3 separate regions of the Mus musculus genome follow, and regions 2 and 3 are each linked to region 1. The links are chromatin loops, found by intact Hi-C in ENCODE. Cell type or tissue: heart. All regions are shown on one strand. Each heading gives the region's core, and the rest is flanking DNA. Links, peaks and the distances in the headings are about the cores only. Region 1 holds the start of Ebf1 (early B cell factor 1). Region 2 overlaps Ebf1 (early B cell factor 1). Region 3 overlaps Ebf1 (early B cell factor 1).

The links. Peaks named below come from ENCODE experiments on the same cell type or tissue, not always from the same donor. Only the 100,000 strongest peaks of a DNase experiment are listed, where the experiment ranks them.
Region 2: a loop joins it to region 1, with 7 times the contacts of the local background. A loop is called at or near these places in 6 of 42 quality-filtered maps.
Region 3: a loop joins it to region 1, with 2.3 times the contacts of the local background. A loop is called at or near these places in 2 of 42 quality-filtered maps.

The regions. Positions count from the first base shown.
Region 1 is chr11:44,613,879-44,620,795 of GRCm38, reverse strand. Ebf1 (early B cell factor 1) reads right to left here and starts at 2,696. Exons shown (of 16, transcript NM_007897.3): 1 at 2,484-2,696; 2 at 226-382. The coding sequence starts at 2,617. In heart, for the core only: CTCF peaks have their summits at 2,422 and 3,667; DNase peaks (open chromatin) are centred at 2,455 and 3,575; H3K4me3 peaks cover 2,199 bases; H3K27ac peaks cover 1,329 bases; H3K27me3 peaks cover 590 bases.
Region 2 is chr11:44,682,572-44,689,488 of GRCm38, reverse strand. The region is part of intron 6 of Ebf1 (early B cell factor 1); the gene reads right to left. Among named protein-coding and RNA genes, the nearest start is that of Ebf1, 68 kb to the right of the region's middle. In heart, for the core only: a CTCF peak has its summit at 3,710; a DNase peak (open chromatin) is centred at 3,208; H3K4me3 peaks cover 267 bases; H3K27ac peaks cover 419 bases.
Region 3 is chr11:44,849,110-44,856,026 of GRCm38, reverse strand. All of the region lies in intron 6 of Ebf1 (early B cell factor 1), which reads right to left. Among named protein-coding and RNA genes, the nearest start is that of Ebf1, 230 kb to the right of the region's middle. In heart, for the core only: a CTCF peak has its summit at 3,993; no DNase peak of the experiment used is centred there.

The DNA of each region.
Region 1 (6,917 bases), core at 2,367-4,866:
CTCTCCAGCCCTGGGGGCTCCGTGCTCACTTTCTGAAGCAGGACCTTGAGTCCCAGGAGCCTGGATTCGTCCAGGGCGGGAAGTAGCTGGGGGCGGGAAGGGGGGGGGGGGGGGACTCTCACAGGAGTGTGAGCAAACCTTTGCCCACACGGGAGGCGGCTTCCAAGGCGCCTGGGCCTGCTTTCTGAGCCCGGGACTACTAGGGACTGCGCTGCGCCCACTTACTTTTTCCTTCTCCACGAACCCCACAAAGGCCGTCCTCTCAATCTCCACGGGCTGGCCCTGTCTGTCGTAGAGGGCCAGGACGAAGTGGAAGAAGTTGGATTTCCGCAGGTTAGAAGGCGGCTGCTTCTCAAAGTGAGCCCGGGCCAGACCCACCCCGCTGCGACCAAAGACGCAGAGTTAGATGGCTAAGCCAGACTGTGTCCCGCATCCCCCTGTCACCCAGGACACGCGAGCGAACCCCCCCAACACCCACCTTCTCTGCTCCCAAAACATCCCCTGGGCTCCTTCCATGACCCATCAGGAGCTCAAGAGCGGCTGACGAACCGGACAAATGCCACTCATGTCCCTGTCCTCCCCTTCCAGAGACAGCGGGTCATCAGAACTCAGAGGTGTGGAAGTTTTGTTTGGGTTTTGGGTGTGAGATGAAACGCTACAATCTTTACTCCACTTGAAACGCGCTGCGTGGAGAGGAAACGTGACCGTGGGTGAAATGAGACGGGGTTAAAGAGAAAGTGCGCAATTTACTACTTCGAAGGCCAGGGCGTGGGAATAGGCTCCGACTACGCCTCCAAATCTCGCAAGTAAGTGGGCAGGTGGAAATGCATGAAGGCATGCTAGGTTGTTCGCTGCCTCAGCCACCCTCCAGGAAACTCCCTAGCCTCGGCCAGCTGATGGTACCCGACCTCAGCACGCTAATTTTCTACACAAACGGCAAGCAAGCGGAGAAGGGTCCCTGATTGGGACTCGCGGCTATTAGAAATGATCGATCGCCATGGGAAAGAGAACTGGGGCGTCTTGTTTTACTGTTGTAAGTGACTGTTGTTGTTTGGTTAATTTTTTTTTTAAATAAAAGACCTGTCTTGCCAAAGTTTTGCCATTCTGAGAAATCCTCCTCACACATTCCAGAAACCCAAAGGGCCAAGGCTTCTTGGCTGAGAAGATCCGCGGGGGACTGGAGAATAGGATGCCCGGGGGCACCACAATGACAGCCCAAACTGCCGGACACTATCGGACAACACACACACACACACACACACACACACACACACACACACACACACACACTTTCGCTTCTAGCCTAGTTACCCAATTCACTCTCACTACCAACCACTCCCAACCCTGTGCTCATGGGGATGGAAACAGTATAGGACAGTTGTCCCTAGCCCTTCCCCCCAAAAATGGAAAGATGGAACTACTCCCCATTCCCCTTCTGCACCCTTTATGTCTAATGGAGCCTGGGCCCACAAAGTTTTCCCCGAAGCCCAGGTGGTGGCCAGCAATGAAAAGGGCAAGGTACCATTTCTCACTTGGGACTAGGAGCCCCTGGACAGGGCACTGGGTGTGTCCAGGGAAGTTCCTCAAGTTGGTCTCCAAGAGCATGGCCTCCAAATCACTCAGTGTAGGATCTGGAGAGTGGGAGAGGGACTGGGGAAGGCCAAGGTGACAGTGGATGAGGGTGGCTTTTAGGAGATGTGAAAATTAAAGTTGGAAATCACTATTCTACAGGCAGACTGAGAAAAACTGAAGGCTAAGAAGTGGAGAGAGGAGAGAGTAAAGAACCAGATAGGAGAAATAAGAGGAGACTCCAAGAAGAAAAATGGAGAGAGAGAGAGAGAGAGAGAGAGAGAAACGGGGGAGAGAGCCAGGTGAGGAAAGAGAAGAGAAAAACGAAGAGTGAAACTGAGAAAGAAGGGGGGAAAAGAGTGGAGAAGGACAAGAAAAAATTAAAGAAGGTAGAAAAGGGAAAGGAAAGATAGGGGGAAAGGAAAGAATTAAAGAAGGTAGAAAATAGAAAGGAAGAAAGGGGGAGAGAAGAAAATTAAGTAGGAAAAAAGAAAAGAGGGAAGAAGAAAAAGGAAAGAACTGAAGCGAAATAAAGGGGAAAGGAAGCGAAGAGAAGGAGAGGAAAAGGGAAAAATATAACCACACAGAAAAGAAAACAAGCGGTCAGAAAAGCGCAGCTATCCAACACCGAGCTGCAGAGACGCCTCTTCTGGGTTAAAACAAAACGAAAACACTCGCAGATGGGGCTGCGGAAAGTGCCGGCAAAGCTTGGGCTCGGCTCCCTCCAGCAGCTCGCTGATCTCTGGCCACCCGGCGACGAGTGCTGCGCAGCCGAGGAGCGCGGAGCTCGGGCGGCGAGCGCAGCGCAGCGGCAGACGCACTCGCGTGGCCAGGCCCCGGGTAGCCGCGCCGCCGTCTCCGGGCTCTCCCGCTAGCCGGTGGCCTCTCCTCCACGGTCCCCCAGCGGTACCCACCTCTGCGCCGCTGTGTTGGCGTCCAGCACCCCGGCGCCCTGCATCCACGTCCGCACCGCGTTCATGCCGCTGCCCAGCGGCTCTTCCTTCATACTGCTTCCACTCCGTTGGATGCTTTCCTGGATCCCAAACATGAAAACAACCTTTTCTTGTGGAAAAATCTCCTCCCCTTTGAAAATATTTGAAAAAAAAAAAAAGGAAAAAAAAAAAAAAACGCCAACCACAGATTTTTTTTTTTTTTTTTGAGTCGATGAGACTCGCGCTACATCAAGGCGGGCTGAAAAGCAAAATTTTTAAAAATGTAAACCTTCGCTCAAAACTGAGCGATAACAAGGAGGGGGGCGAGGGGAAAAAAAAAGAAAGGGAAAATCCAACGAAAAGACCAAAATTAAGAAAAAACAGAGATATATGCCTGGCTGTTGGGGGTTGTTTGGTTGGTTGGTTTTGAGTTTGGGTGCTTTTTTTTTCCTTTTTTTTTTTTTTTTTTTTTTTTTTTTTTGCTTTTTTTTTTTTTTTTGCCTTTTTTTTTTTCTTTTTGTAGTAATCACAGGCCGTTGGAGAACAGGAGGGGCTGGAGTTTCCTTTTGTAGCGGTACCTTCACTTGAAGAAGCAGGAAGAAAAAAAACCACCCTGATGACAATTTAAGAAACAATAGATACGACTCTCGAAGCCGGCTTGGCTACTTGAAGTGTCATTTTCCACAACCAGGCAAGTTTTTTTCTCTCTCTTTTTTCCTCCTCCTCTCTCAACCAAAGATGTTTCTTTCCTTTCCGTGCGTGTAGATGAGGACGCTGGTTGCTGTAGACAGATACACCGGAGGGGGGGGGGGGAAGGGGAGAGAGAGGGAAAGAGGAAGGGGGGAGGGAAAGAGATAGAAAAAGAGAGGAGAGGGAGAAAGAGAGGGGTGGACCCTGCTGGATGGAGATTCTGTTTTCTCCTTGCTAAAATAGAAGTGATTTGCAGGCTCTCCCTGTGGAATCCAGTTTGACTCTCCCCAGAGCTAAACACAGGCACACTAACCCCAAAGGGAAGGAGGCGGGGCCCTCGCAGCCTAGACACGCCCCTTCTTTGCATAACGTCATCCTTCCGCCTTATCACAGCCAATCGCAGCTCCCGAGCTGGCTTGTTCACAGAGCCTGGCCACACTCCCTCATTAACATCCTTCTCCTTGTGGCGCAGGGGAGCCGCCAAAGTTCCCGGCAAAGTGGCGAGCAAGGGATCTCTGAGCTCTAGCGTCTAAACTGGAAGGAGCGTGGCCTTAGAGAGCGAGAGAGGGGGCAGAGGGAAGGAGATGGAGGTATCCTGAGTCGAAGGGGTATGCACCATGGCAGTTCTTAAGCATCCCTTCCGAGCCCTGAGCGCGACGGAGGCGTACTGACTGCGTTCTCTTTGGGCAGACGCCTAGTCCCTTGCTTGCCTGTCCTGGGACTTCGGGGGCAAACGTGGAGGAAAAAAGGACTGACCAGGCAGAAAAGGCAGGATGCCCATCCCAGGTGTCCAGCTCTTCACTCTGAAACAAGGGTGGCGGGATGAACTTTATGTGCGCGAGATCGAGACTTGAGGGCACTCGGAAGACATTATCTCCGTGTCAGGAGAGGTAGAGAAACCTAAAGCCCCAACCAATACGACTTTAGTAGACCGCAAGGGAATGGGCATTCTAGACTCAGTCTTCAGCAGGCTTCTGAAATGCCTCTAACTCTGGTGCTAACCCAGACACGAATGCTGTTGGGCGCGGTTTTCACTCGGTCACTACTCTCCAGAAGTCCCTAAGAGTGAATGAGTCTCTGGGGCTATGCAGCCTGCGACTCTAAATATCTTCAGATCCTCAGTCCCTTCTCCTGCTCCGCAAAGTAGCTTTATTTTTCTTTAACAACTGCAGCAAGGGTGTTGCCTTCTCTGATTAGTTGGTTATTTGGCACACAAAGTTCTTTCTGTTAAAGGGGAAGGGGGCTTGAACCAACTTCCATCACAGCCATAGGGAGAGAGACTGGGATGTAGAGAAGAGAGATGAGAGGTTGGGAGGGAAACGGGGAGAAGAGGAAGTGGATAAGGTGGAAGAATGTAAGGGGAGGAAGGAAGACAGGAAGAAACGGAGGGAGAAGAGGGTAACTTGTCTCCCATCTCAGGCCTATTGACCTTTGTGTTATGGCTAAGGAGGAAATGAGTGGAGGTTTATGGGTAATATGCCTACCCCATCATTTAAAAAAAATGGTTGCAGCGTTTAATAAGCTCGTGGTAAATGTATCATTACTCTTAGAGGACATCCTGGATGCAGCCAAGGCTGCCAAGGACTCCTTGGGGGGAAATTCTTTGCCTGAAATCCAGATTCCCTTTTCTGCTGGTCTTCCTTGGCCCTTTGATTTATAAAATGTATTGCAGTCAGTGACGGGAAGGAACACACATCCCTGTTGAATGGAACAATTGAGGCCAGCAAGCATTCTGGTTGCTGGGTCTGTCCAGGGAGGAAAGTGGAGCCCCTTTGTGATGAAAGAGTGGGTGGGTGTATTCCAAGACTACAGGTTGACTGCATGGCCACTATCTTCAGACATAACTTTATCTACTATAGCTCCCAGACTATTTATCTAGACTACAGATGTGCTGGGACATTTCTTTCTGGTCCCATAATTAATGCCATCTCCTCCAAGCCATCTCAGCAGAGATCATCTGATCCACCAGGATCCTCATAGCATATACTAGAGTTTCTAGTACACAGTAGGTGCTGTGTGTGTGTGTGTGTGTGTGTGTGTGTGTGTGTGTGTGTGTGTGTGTGTGTGTGTAAAAAGATGAGTTATATGCTGGTAGACACCAGAACATTCTCCATCTCTATAGATTTTAAATGCACAATTGAAGCTGGGCCTCTTTAAACTTTTTCAAAGCTCCAAGCTGTGCTGATGTCCCAGACCCAGGATCCTCTTAACGTCAGGAGTACACAGAATAAGCCCCTTCCTTAAGTTCAGTGGTGACCCTTCAAGGTAGGGGCATCAGGAAGCATTGGCCACCCTTCTACAATGGGTCCCAGGAAGCCCTAGCTTAAGACTTAGGCTTAACTCTTCTTAACTGCTTGAGTCTCCACTTTTCAGTAATCAAGCCAAAACATTAAAAGTTGAATGTAGTGGGGTAGATGTTCCAGTGATGCACACAGTCAAGAAAGGATCATTGCCCGAATGAGGAGAAACACAGTCACATTGAGGCCTGTGGTTAACAAGAGTCACAAAGAACATAGTCCTCCAGAGGAGGTCGGAGGTCGGCTACAAAGGATCCTGGTGTCAGTCAGCACATGAAACCCACTATCCAGAAAAGAGAAACTGGAACAGAGAATGACAGCTATAGCAGCCCAATTCTCCAGAAATTAACTAAAAAGGAAGCAATTTTTATATCCATAAGCCAGAGGAGGAGGAAGAAGAGGAGGAGAGAAAGGGGAGGAGGAGGAGAGAAAGGGGAGGAGGAGGAGGAGGAGGAGGAGGAGGAGGAGGAGGAGGAGGAGGAGGAAGGGGAGGAGGGGGGAGGAGGAGGGGGGGAGGAGGAGGAGGAGGAGGAAGGGGAGGAGGGGGGAGGAGGAGGGGGGGAGGAGGAGGAGGAGGAGGAAGGGGAGGGGGGGAGGAGGAGGAGGGGGGAGGAGGAGGAGGAGGAGGAGGAGGAGGAGGAGGAGGAGGAGAAGGCAGTGATGGTGGTAAAGAGAGGGAGGCAAGAATCTTTGGATAGCCCTAATTCCCTTTGGCTTGACAGGCAGCCAACACCTCACCTGGGATAGTGGGCATATTTCACTTTCATTAAGCAAAGTGCATTTGTAGATTTTCATCTGGGTGAATTGCCTTTTAACGTGGCTTCTGCATCCAATAATAAATGTTTAAGTATAAGGAAGCCAAAAGGAAGTGGGAGAGAGAGAGAGAGAGAGAGAGAGAGAGAGAGAGAGAGAGAGAGAGAACTCTCTCTCTCTCTGTGTGTGTGTGTGTGTGTGTGTGTGTGTGTGTGTGTGTGTGTGTGTGTGTGAACATTCAGATACCTGGGCCTCCTTCACAGCTGCAGGACCAGAGCCTCTGGCATTGGTACCTAGGAATCTATATTTAAAGACATTTAAAAATTCTTGCCTTCTCCCCAAACAAAGAGACAGGGAAGGAGCCACTGTAAAGGAATATGTTTCTTCTAGAATGATGTTTTCCTGTCGAACTTCTGGCAGATTCTTCAGCTGTGGCTGGAGAGATGGGGTGGTGGTCATGGATAGGTTCTCAGAGGGTCCACACTACCAAGTGGGGTTGCCCAGCTTCTCAGGTCCCCCAGTGCTGGAGGAAGTTGAGGCTAGGGCCCAAGAATTCCCTCCCCCTGTGCTCTTCAAGCCCAACCAGTGGCACCCAGGCCATCTCGAACTTCTGTAGACCCAGACCCCCTTTCATGGGGCATATAAAATGATGCAATAACTTCTAGGGGCTCAGGTA
Region 2 (6,917 bases), core at 2,263-4,762, 69 kb before region 1:
AGAAAAACCCAACGCACAGAGACTATTTGACTAAGTCTAAGGTTCTGAAGACAGGCTACGAAGACTTCAAAAAAGCACGGTGATACGGTCCTGAGGGAAAGGAGTGGTCTCTATTCAGTCTGCACACATTGTTGTGGGGAATGTGAAGCTGGCGGGGAATGGCAGAGCGAGAGATGGAACTGCCATTCTGCAGGTGGCAGTGAGGATATATATCATTAGTCAAGAATGTAACGAGCGAGAATTAGATATTTCACGTAGGCACAGAGACCTCATCAGTTTCACTCACTGCTGTATCCCTGCGTCAAGAACAGTGCCTGGCATCTGCTGTGAATGAGATAAACATCTGTTAAAAGATAAATAAAGGGCTGGTTGGATGGGCAGAAGGAGGAGTTAACAAGAAAGGATTCTCTTGGCTGGAAAGATGGCTCAGAAGTATAGATGCTTGTCTAGCAAATCTGGTGACCTGAGTTCAAACCCCAGAACCCATGTAAAAACAGAAGGAGAAAATATACTCTCCAATGTTATCTTCTGTTTTCTACATATATGCCAAGGCACATGTACACACACACCCACCCACCCCCCCCCCCACACACACACGAGACAGGGGAGAGAATAGAGAAAGAGGCAAAAAGAGACAGAAAGAGACAGAGAGAGGGGGAAATTTTAAAGGCTTCTCCAAGAAGAAGTTATTTGTGGGGAGCGGGAGCAGGGGCAGGGTGAACCAGAATGAGCAAGCCAAGACTGTTCTATAGGGAAATCCCTAAAAGAAGAAACAGTAAGTTTCTGAGGCAAGAACAGGTACAGAGTATCAAAAAGAAAGTGAGGCTGAGACTAGTGGATGTTAGGGGGCAGGGGTGGGGTTGGAGACAGAAACACAGATGGACTGACAGAAACATAGACGCTGGAACTTGATGAGGACTGGGCAAGGAAAACAGCAATCAGTCACAAGAATTACTCTATCACCCAAATAAAGCACTCTCAAAATATCTGACACACAGAGTGGGAACCCAGGGCTCTCTAACTTCACGGAACTCAGCCAGGGTTCTGTGAAAAGAAAATCTTCAGCAGTCTGTTTTGCCAAAAAGAAAAACAAATAAATAAAGGGGGGAAAATCAGAATCCTGGAATAATACATGAGAGGCATTATCTTTGGCGGCTACTGTCTAAAGTTTTAAGCCTGGTTAGAGCTGAGTGTGGTACCTGAGAAGGTGACACAGTCTGAAACTTGAGGCCAGCCCGAGCTACACAACAAGACTTTGTCTCAAACAACAACAAAATTCCCACCAGACTAGTAGTAAAATGATTACGTTCCTAATAGAGAGGAGATCAGTGGAAACCAAGTGCAGAAGTTCTCGAAATGTAATTATAGAGCTAGAAGTAGAGACTGGGCTCTGGGTCCCCGTCTTAGTGACTTTTCTATAATTGAGAAGATACCATGACCAAGGCAACTTCTAGAAGCAAGAGTTTATTTGGGTTCGAGTCCATGCACATCATGGTTGGGAGCCTGGTGGCAGGCAGGCAGACAGACATGGCCTTTAAGCAGTAGCTGGAAGCTTACATTCTAATGTGTCCCACAACTACCACAACAAGGAAAAGAGAACACTATAAAATGACACGGGCTTTTGAAATCTCAAAGCCTACATCCAGGGACACAACTCTTCCAACAAGGCCATGCCTATTAATTAATCAAAGTGCAACGTGCTAGGCATAGTTGGGTTGTTTTTCTATTTCCTTTTCCAAATAATCCACCAACTGGGAGCCAAGTACTCAAGTATAGGAACGTAAGGGGCTCATTCTCTTTCAGATACTGCGGTCCCCTACCCTCAGGACAAAAAGCACAATTCTGTCTTATGTATTCTATTTCAAGCCAACTTCCAAGTTTCCAAGCCAAAGTCACACTGCTTGATGTCTTTGAGAAACACATTCTCATAAAGAAATGATTGAAATTACAAAAATAACTGTAAACATGAATGTTTCCTATTTCACTATATATATGAACAATAAAGTGTTTACTATCTACAAGTATTACTAAAAGTGAAAAAAAACAGCATTTTAAACAACAGCAAAATAATGTACTATCCAAAATAATATGGGCTACATAGAGACATGGAAGAATAACTATAAATATATATATGCACATATATTACACATACATATATGCATATACAAAAATTTAAAACAAAGATTAGAATTATACTATCATAACTATTTTAAACATTTTATTTTAGTTTTAATTGCCTCTGTGTGTGTGTGTGTGTGTGTGTGTGTGTGTGTGTGTGTGTGTGTGTGTGTGTGTAAGCAATATGCCTTCCTAACCATTGAGCCATCCTTCCAGCCCCTTATAACTTCATTGAAATGTTAAAAATGAATGTATGGGTTGTTTTTCTATTTTCTTTTTTTTTCCTTTTTCTGTAACATGCTTTTAAAACTTTTTTCCTTGAGATTTAAAATTGATCCATAATGGTCATAGACCCATGCATTTTCATTTATCTTTATATATCAACATCTAGCCAATAAGCTGACCTAGAAGAAACAGTAACTTTTTTTTAACATGTAGATATATTTTTAATTTAAATCTGGTCATAAATTAAATCCAAGAGAGAGGGGTTGGAAAGCCGAATGCCAGATGGGCTCAGGGAAGGCCGCAGGCAGAAGGATGCAATTGTACAGACCCTCAGAGGTTCCTCACTATGGAAAAACACCACGGAAGGGCAGGGAGACAGAATGGAAGGCAGGTACTGAGTGTACTTGGGAAGAAAGAAAGAGTCTGTGTGGTGTGAAGAAGCACAAAAAGCTTGGAGGACAGGAGGGGTGGCTAGCGAGATGCTCCGAGCGCACTGAACAACTCCCCTGAGAATAAAGAGGGTCTAGAGAGCTTGTGGAGAACTGAAATTTCTGAAGACCAGCATGCACATCGTGGGCATGCACATCGTGGGCGTGGAACTGATAGCTGTGACCGGTGCGGCCCAAGGCCTACGGGAAAGTGATTAAGAATATGGGGGACAGAAAGAGGGCTGAAGCTGTAAGAATGGATAACAGGGTGCCACCGTTATAAATGACTACACAGTCTTCTCTAGGAACGTGTCCAGAATCCAGGCGGCCATACATCTGCTCTTAGGTAATCTAGACACTTGGGAGGAGGAGTAAGAAACTCTTTCCTTGCACCCAATCGCAACTGGCTTTATTATGCTAAACGCGCATGTGCACCCAACAATTAAAGCCCTTCGTTTCTAACATTTGTTTATTAGCAGTCCCAAATGTTTCCTGTGCTATATAAAGTTTACCTTTGACTTCAACCGGGGGGAAGTGACGGGTGGAGCCCTGAGAAGGGGAGGAGGGAGACTCAGTAGCTGCGGCTCCACGGCAAGAAAAACATCTCGTTTTTAAAATAATGCATTCAGTCCCGAAGCCCAAGCCTAAAAGGTCGCAAACTCGCGCGAAGCACCAGTGATTTAGGGCTCAGTTCAGCAATGCGTGGAATGTAAAAATACGCGGAAACCGCAACACAGCAGGGATGGCGCTGAGCCTCTGGCAGAAGTCGCCGGTTCCCACACAGGCCTTAAATCTGACCCAGCAATGAAACCTTTAAGATTTCTGTAAAAATAGAATAGTTGGGAAATCTTGGCCACTTTTAGTTAAAAGAAAAACAAAACGGCCATCTTTTCTGGGTGCAATTTGAAAATCTGCCACTATGCTCCCCTCTTGCAAGATATGTTAATGGTAAATTGGGGGAGGGTATTTTTCAATCATCAAACTACATTTTCCCCTTAGGGTTACTTGAACAACGCATTCTAAGATTCTCTGATGTTTGTAGATCTGGTTATGATCCATCAAGAGTCTTGAGAAAGTGTCCAGTCAAAAAACAATGTGTGTGGCAAAGGCTGACTACAAAATACTTACATAGCTATTATGGGACCGAATTATCTTCCACAATGCACACATTTAAGGAACAGGCTAAGCTTATCAGTCTCCCCAGGTCTACATCATATCCAGGACTCAAGTCCAAATCCTTCCAGTCTCGATATCCAGCCTCCTTCTCTCCCATCCACTTCACGGGAAGGAATTTCTCACATCTACTCAAAACAATTATATTTAGAAATCAAGACATACCACTGATGTCTTGGTAAGCACTTCACTGGATTTTCTAGACTGTTAGCCCAATGCTGGCTCAAACCAGGGCTGTGTTTTTAGTCTCTTATCTATGTAGTATTATACTCATTAAGTAGAAGCACTCCCATGCTTTATGTCGGAGCCCAGGTTAAATTATAGATGAATTCCATGGAAGCCTGATCCAGAGTCTGTCTCTTCCCTCCCTCCTTCCTCCTCCCTCCCTCCCCCTCCCTCCTCCCTGTAAGGCATCTATCTCACTAATATTTATTTTGGAATTGCCACCCACAGTATTATGACCCAGGCTTCTGTAAAAAATGTAACGTTCTCGATTAGCACTTGAAATGAGTCTATCCGGACAATGCGCGTTTTGCTCAATGCTTACAACCGAATTATCTCAAGAGGCCATCAAGAGCTCTCAGGTCCTTGTGTTAACTACGTCCTCCATTTAATCCAGCCCCACACAGGCAGAAGAGAAGGCAAGATCTAAACATTACACACAAAGTAAAAGGGAAAGAGCTCAGTCCCCGCCTCCTCTACCCCTCCACCCTCCCACATCTGCCCCTACTCCCAAACTAAATAAAGAGGCCAAGCATCAAAACCCAGACCTGAAAATTTCCAAAGTGGCGATCAACAAATCAGTGTCACGTGACACACGACACTCAGATGCAGTGCCCAAATCCGCACAAGCAGCCACACGGTAAACGGGAAGTGGGGTGTACCCGAACACGCCTTAGGAAGCTCTGCGCGCATTACCCTGCTTTATAGCCATCCCAGCCAATGCACACCACAGGAAAAGCTACTATGAGCTCAAACGCCAGAACCCCAGCTTTTCCTACCCTCCCTAGGAAGGCTAGATCCTGGATACAGAAATGCTAAACGATCAACAGACATAAAGTTAGCACTGCACTCAAAGGCTTGCTGTTTTTCTTTTCTTTAAACATTTCCCTTATTGGAGAGGGGAAGGGAGAAAAGCTTCCTTTCTTGACCCCACAACAAATTCCATTAAACTTCGAAAACAATGCTCTGGGATTCTGGAGGACGCCAACAGGAAACTAGAGGAAAGCTTTACAGAAAAGTTAAAAAACGTGCTTGGTTTTGTTTTGGTTTTCTTCAGAGGGACGGTTGTATCTCAACAGAGAGAGAGAGAGCTCGTGGCAACTGAGAACATAATTAGATTTGAATGTCATGTACTTGTGACTGGGTATATCGCACATCAAAACAGATTTAGCATCCAGTCTGAGCGGCAGAAATGTGCAAATGCCAGTGGCCAGTAAATAATTAATGATCGCCCCCAAAGTTTACAAATGCTTCAAGTGCCCTGCAGATTCAATCCCGTCGGATTTCCAAGTTACTTGAAATTATTGTTCTGTTTTGTGCAATGTTCATGGCGAATTTATCATTGAGACCGGAAGTCTCTTTCTACCTCTCAACCCCTGATATTTGCTTGTTTCTTGGGGCAGTTAATTTATCAGTGTTTCTTATGGGAAAGATAAGGCTTTCCCCCAAAAACCTGTGTGATGAATATGGGCTCAGTGTCACCACCATTGGGTTCCTTATTATAAAATGGGGGTGTTTGGAATGATAGCAGAGCTTATGCCTTTAGTCCATCAGTATCCATAAGTCTTAGGAGAACATTTCTGAAATTTGACCTAGGTGACTAAAATTCATCACTGAAAAAAAAAATGTGCTTCAAAATGTGATTTGATATTGAGTTTATTTGGGGAGCTCTGAAAATGTGCATTTTCTCCTTCTTAAAAACAAAAACAAAAAACAAAACAAACAAACAAATCTTGCCCCCCCCCAATGCAAAAAGGATTAATCTTGATTGTGAAATCAAGAAACAAAGATGCAGGCCTATTGTGCAATAATCAGCCCACATCTCAATGAATAAGTAATATTTCTCACAAACCCAAGTTAGATAGTGGATTTATTTAACCTCTTGGGGTCAGGTAATAAATACTAAGTGAATTATTCAGCCCAATGGCTAATCAATACAATTCCATGATATATTTTTTGTGTTTCATAAAAGGTTGTACACTAAAGGCAGTGAGCAATTATGGAAATTGGGCCGGCGCTCCTCTCAATCCCTCTCCCGCTTGAAACCCCAGCAGGCCACCTAGACAGCAAATCGATTAGTGCTCCAGTGAAGCCGCTCAGCGACCCTTGACCTCCTTCTAGCAGGCCTGACAGAAGAGAGAGTATTTTATATTTATTTTATTGAATTAACTCCATCTTGCCTGTACCAACGCTTTGCACATACTAGGCTGGCAAACTACAAGCGCCTTCACCGTCTCCCCACTCCCCTGCTAAGAAAGCCCCGCCCCCTGCCCCCGAAGATTTCTTTGTTCTGGCTTCCCTTTCACTTTTGGCCTCAGCGTTGGATTCCAATCCACCCTGGGACTCAAGGAGGAGTCCCAGGTAATAACATTAAAGAGCAGGGCACACGTGCAGGCTGCCCCAGGTTCCTGCCTACCTAGCGGATTCAGGAGACTGTGCTACCCTCCTCCCCCTCCCCACCCCCGTAAAGACAAGGACCACTCCATAATAGCTGGCTCACCATCAAGCTATCCCGGAACGGATAAGGAAACAGCAATAGTTGAAAACATTTCCCACTGGAAAATCCAAACAAAATCAGAAGCTATCGGGAGTCTCTGTTCTTATGTCCTAATTATATTATTGCCTCTTTGAAGCTATAAGAGATGGAGAACCAGGGTAATGAGAATGAGCCAGCTGAGTTACTAGCCTTATTTCTTTATAACACACACACACACACACACACACACACACACACACACACAATAATCAGAA
Region 3 (6,917 bases), core at 2,517-5,016, 240 kb before region 1:
CCTCATGTTGGTGCTCAAAATTCTTTTTCTTCTTGGAGCATTTGGTATTTCTGATTCTTCAAATTAGGGATGCTCAACTGTCCACATTCTTAACACACACACACCTAAATACATTTTGCTTCCTCATAACAGAACCACTGTGTACTCTCAAAATCTCGGAGGCTTTTAAAATAGATTATTTGGAACTCATGTCAGAAGGAGCCTTAGCTGGTAACATCAAAGAATCAACCAGGCTTCCCAGAGACCCATGGACTGCCCAAAATTGTATGAACTGAGGAGCAATGGCTTGTCAACAGGAACAGCTCAAATCTCCCCAGCTATCTGACTCCATAAGTAGTGTTGTCAAAGCTTCCCCACAGAAGAGAAGCTTGGCACGTCTGTTGACAAAGTATGACATTGCTCAATGTTCCAAACAAGTTTGGGGCTAGACCAACCCTGTGAGAAGAGTCCTACAACACCCACTCTACACCACAAGAAGCAAATCATAAGGCTGTGTGGTATGGCTTTTCTGTATCAATTTCAAAATTAAATATATATATTGTTATTATTATTATTATTATTATTATTATTATGAAAAGGACTAGGGCCAAAGATATGGCTCGTTGGTTAGGACTATTCCTTCGGAGGACCCAAGTTCCCCTGGGGAGAGAGCATCTCTCCAGCCACACACCTTGCACCCTTCCTTTGAGAGGCCTCTCTCTGTGTACCCATCACTGTCATGTTTACTAAGAGTGAGATGTGATGCTAAGTTCTTACTGAAATAAATATTTTTTAAGAGTAATCAATAGCCAGATAGATTAATTAATTTCTCAGTTGTTACTGAAGGGCTGGGAAGATGGTTTTGTCAATAAAGTGTTCTCCCTGCAAACATGAGGATCTGAGTTCAGATTCTCAGCAGCCTTGTAAAAACAAAGAAACAAAAACTAGGTCTATGGAAAGCTACAATAGGTCTGCCTGTGTCTCTTTTTGAGTTTTCTTGCCTCTCTCCAGGATGGCCCCTGCTGTTGGCTCTCTTTTCCTCAAATTATGCCAACAGGTATGATAAGATCACAGTGCCTATAGTTTATGCCCCACCTCCTAGGCAGTCTCCACCCACAACCATTTCCCTGAGCCCTTCAAGTGTTTCAAATATTTTTAGTAAAGAGAACTCTTCTCATATGAAGATAGTCATGTTGACAACCTCTTCCCAAGTACAAACAGCCTGGGAAGACATGCGATTTCGTGTAGGTTGCCTTGAACTATGGGATCAAGTTTGCATGCACTCTGGCGTGATGACAGTTCTTTCTTTGCCAAGATGACTCAGAGCACAGACTGCCTTTCCACGATGGTCACTTTATTTCTCTTCAAAAGACTGCTGCAAAGCAGACTAGTAGAATACTTACCTAAGTGTCAGGCTTTGGAAAATGAATACTGTTTTGTAAGAGTCATGGCTCATGTCAACTGGAGGTTACTACTTGCGATGTAGCATGCTTAGTGCACGCTTTATTTTAATCTTCACAACCGCTTCCCACTCCCTCAACCATTCACCCACTCTCCACCTCTGCCCCAGTTCTCCAGATAAAAAGCAGCTGAATCATTGAGATATTAAGTAACTTGCCTTCCCACAGAGAGTTCATGGCAGAGGTAGATGTAATTTGAATGCAGGGGGTTGTCTGTGGTCCTATGAACTAGAGCAGGACTCTTTGTGAATGGAGATACTCATTGCCACGGGAAGGTCCAGCAGTCAACCCACACAACGATATGGTATTTTTCTTATTCCTTAGACACTGTGCAGTGAACTTTCCATAAATCTATCTAGTTAAAGGAACAGAACCAAATAAAACCGTCTTCTGCCCCCAAAGCAATCATCCCTCTCCTCCACGATGTCAACTAAAATCTACCCCAGCACCTTCTTTTCCTCTCTTTCTGCTTCAGAGCTCACAAAACTAGTCACACTATCCTTCCCCCTTCACACCAGCAGCCTCTCTATTCTATTGTATTTGCTGCCAGAATGCTCTCTTGTTAAATTAGCTCTTGGGTTCCTTCCCAACATAACAGGGAATTCACGGTCAAATATCAAAGGTCTCGCCATCCCCCTGACTCTCCCAAATGAATATCCCAATCTCTGCCCTGTTTCCACCATCATCAGAATGTCACAAACATACAACCATGTTCCATTTCCCTACTGTGCCTAAAATGACATACACAGTCATAAATTTTGGTCTGAATGAAGTTTGGAAGACCAGCATTTTTACCAACATTCCAAACACAATCTTTTTGGTGCTGTTCATCATTGGGCTGGAAGCCGGCTTTGGACTATTTATACTCTTTGAATTATTCCCAGTTCTTCCTTCTGAAACTAAACAGAAAAGCTGGCCTAAGTGCTTCAGGGCTTCAAATAAGACAGTCCACTCGCCAACAGTCTCAAGATCATGGCAAGTATCAGCCTTTGATAGCAGCGAGGGGGGCACTGGGCATTGAACACCGATCGCTTGCTTTTGGTAGAGTGCTTTAGAAGTTGTTTTTTGGTCTCCACTAGTAGAAGGGTCAATGTCTTTGCTGGGATTGTGACAAGCTTCTCCAGAATGAGAGCACTTTATTATCACATTAGTACGAGGGAAAGTCACATAATTAACAGAATTTATCCTCATTTACTCAGTAAAGGCACTAATATTCTAGCTCTCTGTCTCTCTCTAATTACTTTCTTTAACACAACTTTTTTTCTACCCACAAGTTGACCCTTCTTGGGCTCATCTGCAGAAATGTGTTAAAACTTCTTTTTTTCCATCTTCCCTCTCTATTTAAGTCGCCAGACTCTATTCATTTCAACAAGCAGAAGAAGTGCGCTGAGGTCTGTCATAGTTCACACAATGCCTTTGAATTAGCAGGTGTGACAGCATCATGCTTTTGCTAGGGATCCTCTGTTCCGAGGAAGTGATGACAGCCACCAGAATTACTGTTAATTGTAATGTGACGCTGGCACTTCAGCGGCGTTGTGTGGTGGCGAGCAAGCATTGGTTCGGGTGTCTAAGAAACTCAGAAGCCGAGAGGCCACACTGCTTTAAAGAGAACTGAGGCTAACCTCCTTCATGGTGCATTCTCACAGATGATGTATTTGTGCGTGTGTGCGCACGTGCACACACACACACACACACACACACACACATACATACACACATACACGGATATGTGTATGTCAAAATGAACCCACCCTTAAATAGTAAAGTCATTATTAGATTACCAATGTTAATACCTATATCTATCTATCTACATCTACACCTACATCTACCTATATATCTATATACCTATACCCTTTCCCTCCCCCTCCTTTTTTTTACTCTTAATGGGTAGATGTCCATATGTGTGCACCTCTATGTATCTGATGGAGCAAAGGTCTATGTCTGGTATCTTCTTTAATCATTTTCTACCGTATCTCTTGAGATGGTCTCTCTTTGAATCTGGAATGTGCCTATTCAACTGTACTAGCTGGTCAGCAGTGTCCGGCCATCTCCCTGGCTCTGCCTCCTCCCCAGTGCAGGAATTACAGGTACACTCCCACCATACCCAGCTTGTATGTGCCAGAGATGAAGGAATTTAGTTTCGCATGCTTGAATGGAAGAACTTTATCAATGAAGCCATTTTCCTGAACCCTTTTAAAAATAGCTTTAAGGCAGCTAAGTATGAGGGACAGAAAAGCCAAGGTTTAAATGACAAACATTTAGTGGAGGCTGAATGTCTGCTGCCCTGTTTCCAAAACACAAAATAAAGCAATGTGTACCTTATTCAATATTAACATATTCTACACCATAGTCAGGAAGATGGTTAGAAGAAAAGATATAGAGTGATGCAGAGGTAGCTATTTCACTGGTAAAGAAAGGAAAATCCTCAGAGCGATGCTCAGAGTGGAACTGAGCTAGAAACAGTCAGACAGTGGCGAGCATGGATGGCTGCCCTACTTCCTTCTCCTGGGAGTCTCTGAAATGGAAAGTCCTAAAGCTCTGCTGCCTGAGCCACACAGAGGATGGAAGAGAGAGTGCAGCTGCCACTTCTGTTTTCCTGGACTCTTCTCCATCCTCACTACAAAAGACACTGTCCCCATGATGTGGAAAAAGAGTGGCACCCATTTTACCAAGGGAACACGCAGCAGACCTGGAAAGCATTCTTCTCAGGGTGTCTCAGTAGTCTGCTCAGAATGTCTTCCAAGTTTTAGCTCAATTATTCTCTTTGCCCACAACTCATTGCTCTGCCTCTTGAAGTCCCTCCACACTTCTAGGTCTGACTGGGATAATTTTGGACCACGCTGATTTCTCTATTCAGAGTAAATGTTTTATTCCTCCATGTACCTAAGTGTTCAAGGTAGATAAGTATCTTTTTCTCATGGTATTTGCCTGGATCATTTCATATTTATGGTATCTTAGTACCATCCACACATTTGTGAACACCTTCAAGAGATTTGCGGGGATCTAGGTTCTGTGTAACTTCAAGGACAACACTGAGGGTCTCCAAGCTAAAACTAATTCATTTTTTCTTCCAAAACTGCCTTCATATAGCCTTGGACCAAATACCTCATTGTTCTCTCAAAGTTTGTCATTTCCCACTTCCAAGCTATGACACACTGTTTCTTCTGCTCAGAATGTCTTCTGTCTAATAGAAGGGAGGCTACACCAAATCCACCATGACCACCATGATCACCATGACCACACTGACCCAAACAGCATCATCTACATGCCCACAGGCTTTGCTCATATTGCCCTGATCCCTTGTTGCCCAGGAGTTGCTCATCTGCCCTCAGGACTGAGCTTTATACAATCGTGTGTCCTTGACAGTGCTCACTTGAAGGCTCTTTGTGCATCACAGAGTACAGAATAGTCAGTGGTCAAAGATTTTATTTTATGATCTACAGAGACATGGGGCAAATATTCACGAATGAATTGCCAATAAATTTCATCTAGTGATAATGAGATCATCGTGGTTGTTATTGATCTTATTCAAATCACTGCTAATTGGGTATTTACTATATGCAAAGTAAGTTAGTAAAGGTTTTACTAATATTACTTCATTAAATCCTCACAGCAACTCTTAGAATAGCATTTAGTAGGGTCTGGTTTTTCTTTTTATTTCTTTTCTTTTTTTTCTGTATTGTGATTATACCTAGGACCTTGCATATTCTAGGCACCGGCAAGCAAGTCCTCTACCATGGACCTGCATCCCAGCCCCCTGTTCATTCTTTATTCTAAGACGGGGTCTCACTAAATTGGCCAGGCCAGCCTTAACTCACTCTGATGTCATAGAGATGGTTTATGAGAAATCTTGAACTAACTCGAATCCAAGTCTCAATGAAGATTCGAGCGAGTTGAGCACACTATCTCACTGACCGAGAAAGTCAAGGGCATGCCAGTGAAGACCCACAGGGAAGGCTGATTTCTCCCTGGCCACCTACTCAGCTTGGCCAAGAGGGAGGCTCTAGAGCATAAAAGTGATCCCATTCAGAGTATGAAAATGATGATGCGAAAAAGAGTCGCTTTTTATGGTTTTTAAGGATCACGGAGTGGCTGCCATTTTAGCAGGGTACTTTTAATGCAGCTGAGTCCTCTTTGATTTAGAATGATAAAAGTCTCCCAGCCTCCTCTCTCCCTCAATTTGCTGCCCTTGCTCAGTCTACAAGATCGGATTAAACGTGTAAAGTTGCTTGAGTCTCTGCAGAACAAACAAGCACAAGTGCTGACTGTCTCTATTTCTCCATCAACCCCTGTTCCTGATGCATCTGCCTTGAGGCACAAATCTCTGCCTCCAAAATCCTGGCATCATTGCCCTCACGTTCACCCCAGTGCCCTGCACAGATGCAAACCCAGGCCTCTCACCTCCAGCTGTTCTTCCACAGCAGAAGACATGCCTTCCAGAGCTGGGTAGATTAACCTCCAGGATGACTCTAAGTTTTAGCTTTAGCCTCCCTAAAGCCTCAACAAAAACTTTTAACAGCCAAGTCTGATTTAAGATCTTAACTGTAAGTCTCCTCTCTCCTCCTGCACTCACTAAAGGGATGGGTAGGATCAAGGCTGCCCTTTTCTGTTGCCTGTGCCCTTCAGTCCCTTGAGAAATGGAGGCAGTGGATAAGAACTTATGTCAGCATGAGCCTCATGCAAAGGCAGGCTTAAAAAAAAAAAAAAGAAAAAGAAAAGGAAAAAACTCCACTGAGAAGGGAAGAAAGGTATTATTAGTGTCTTCTGTCATAGGCAAAGCACTAAAAAGAAACTTTGGGTGGGAATTTCAGAATATATTTGAAGCAAAATCACCCATTTACAGACATGAAGCCAAAACTGTAATATTTAAAAAAAAAAAAAAAATCCGTCTCTGACTCATGTTCAGTCCGTTCTTAGAGCCCTCTGGATCAGCAACTGAGCCTCTCAATGAGAACTTATCTCCTTTTCACTCAAGTGAGGATCTACTGGAGTATTTTCTAAAGTAAATAAATGGCCACAAAGAAAGGGGGAAAAAACCAGTAGAGAATGAAGTCTCTCAAGAACATCCCTGACAAAATAAACCCTGTGTTTATGTGCACTCTCTTTCATTGCCCCAGCCAGAAATCTTTCCTGCAACTTAAAACCGGCAGCTCAGGGGTTGAGAGAAATGTCCGGAATTAGCTTAGTCAAACGTTGCTCTAAACAGATGATCCTCTGATGTCTAACAAGCTCCCAGGGCCAGGGCAGTCTAGCTTGACTTGGCATTAGCTGCCTTCTGTGCCATTATGCACATGACAGTTTTAGATGCTATACTTTAAAATAATGTTTAGATTTTTTTTCCTGGCTATGAAGACCAATATCTTTATTCAAAAAAATATATATATTGAGGGCATGTGAGATTGATTAGCTACTAAAAGCACTTGCCACACAAAACACATAAAGATAAAGAGGGAGAAGAAACTTCACAAAGTTGCCTTC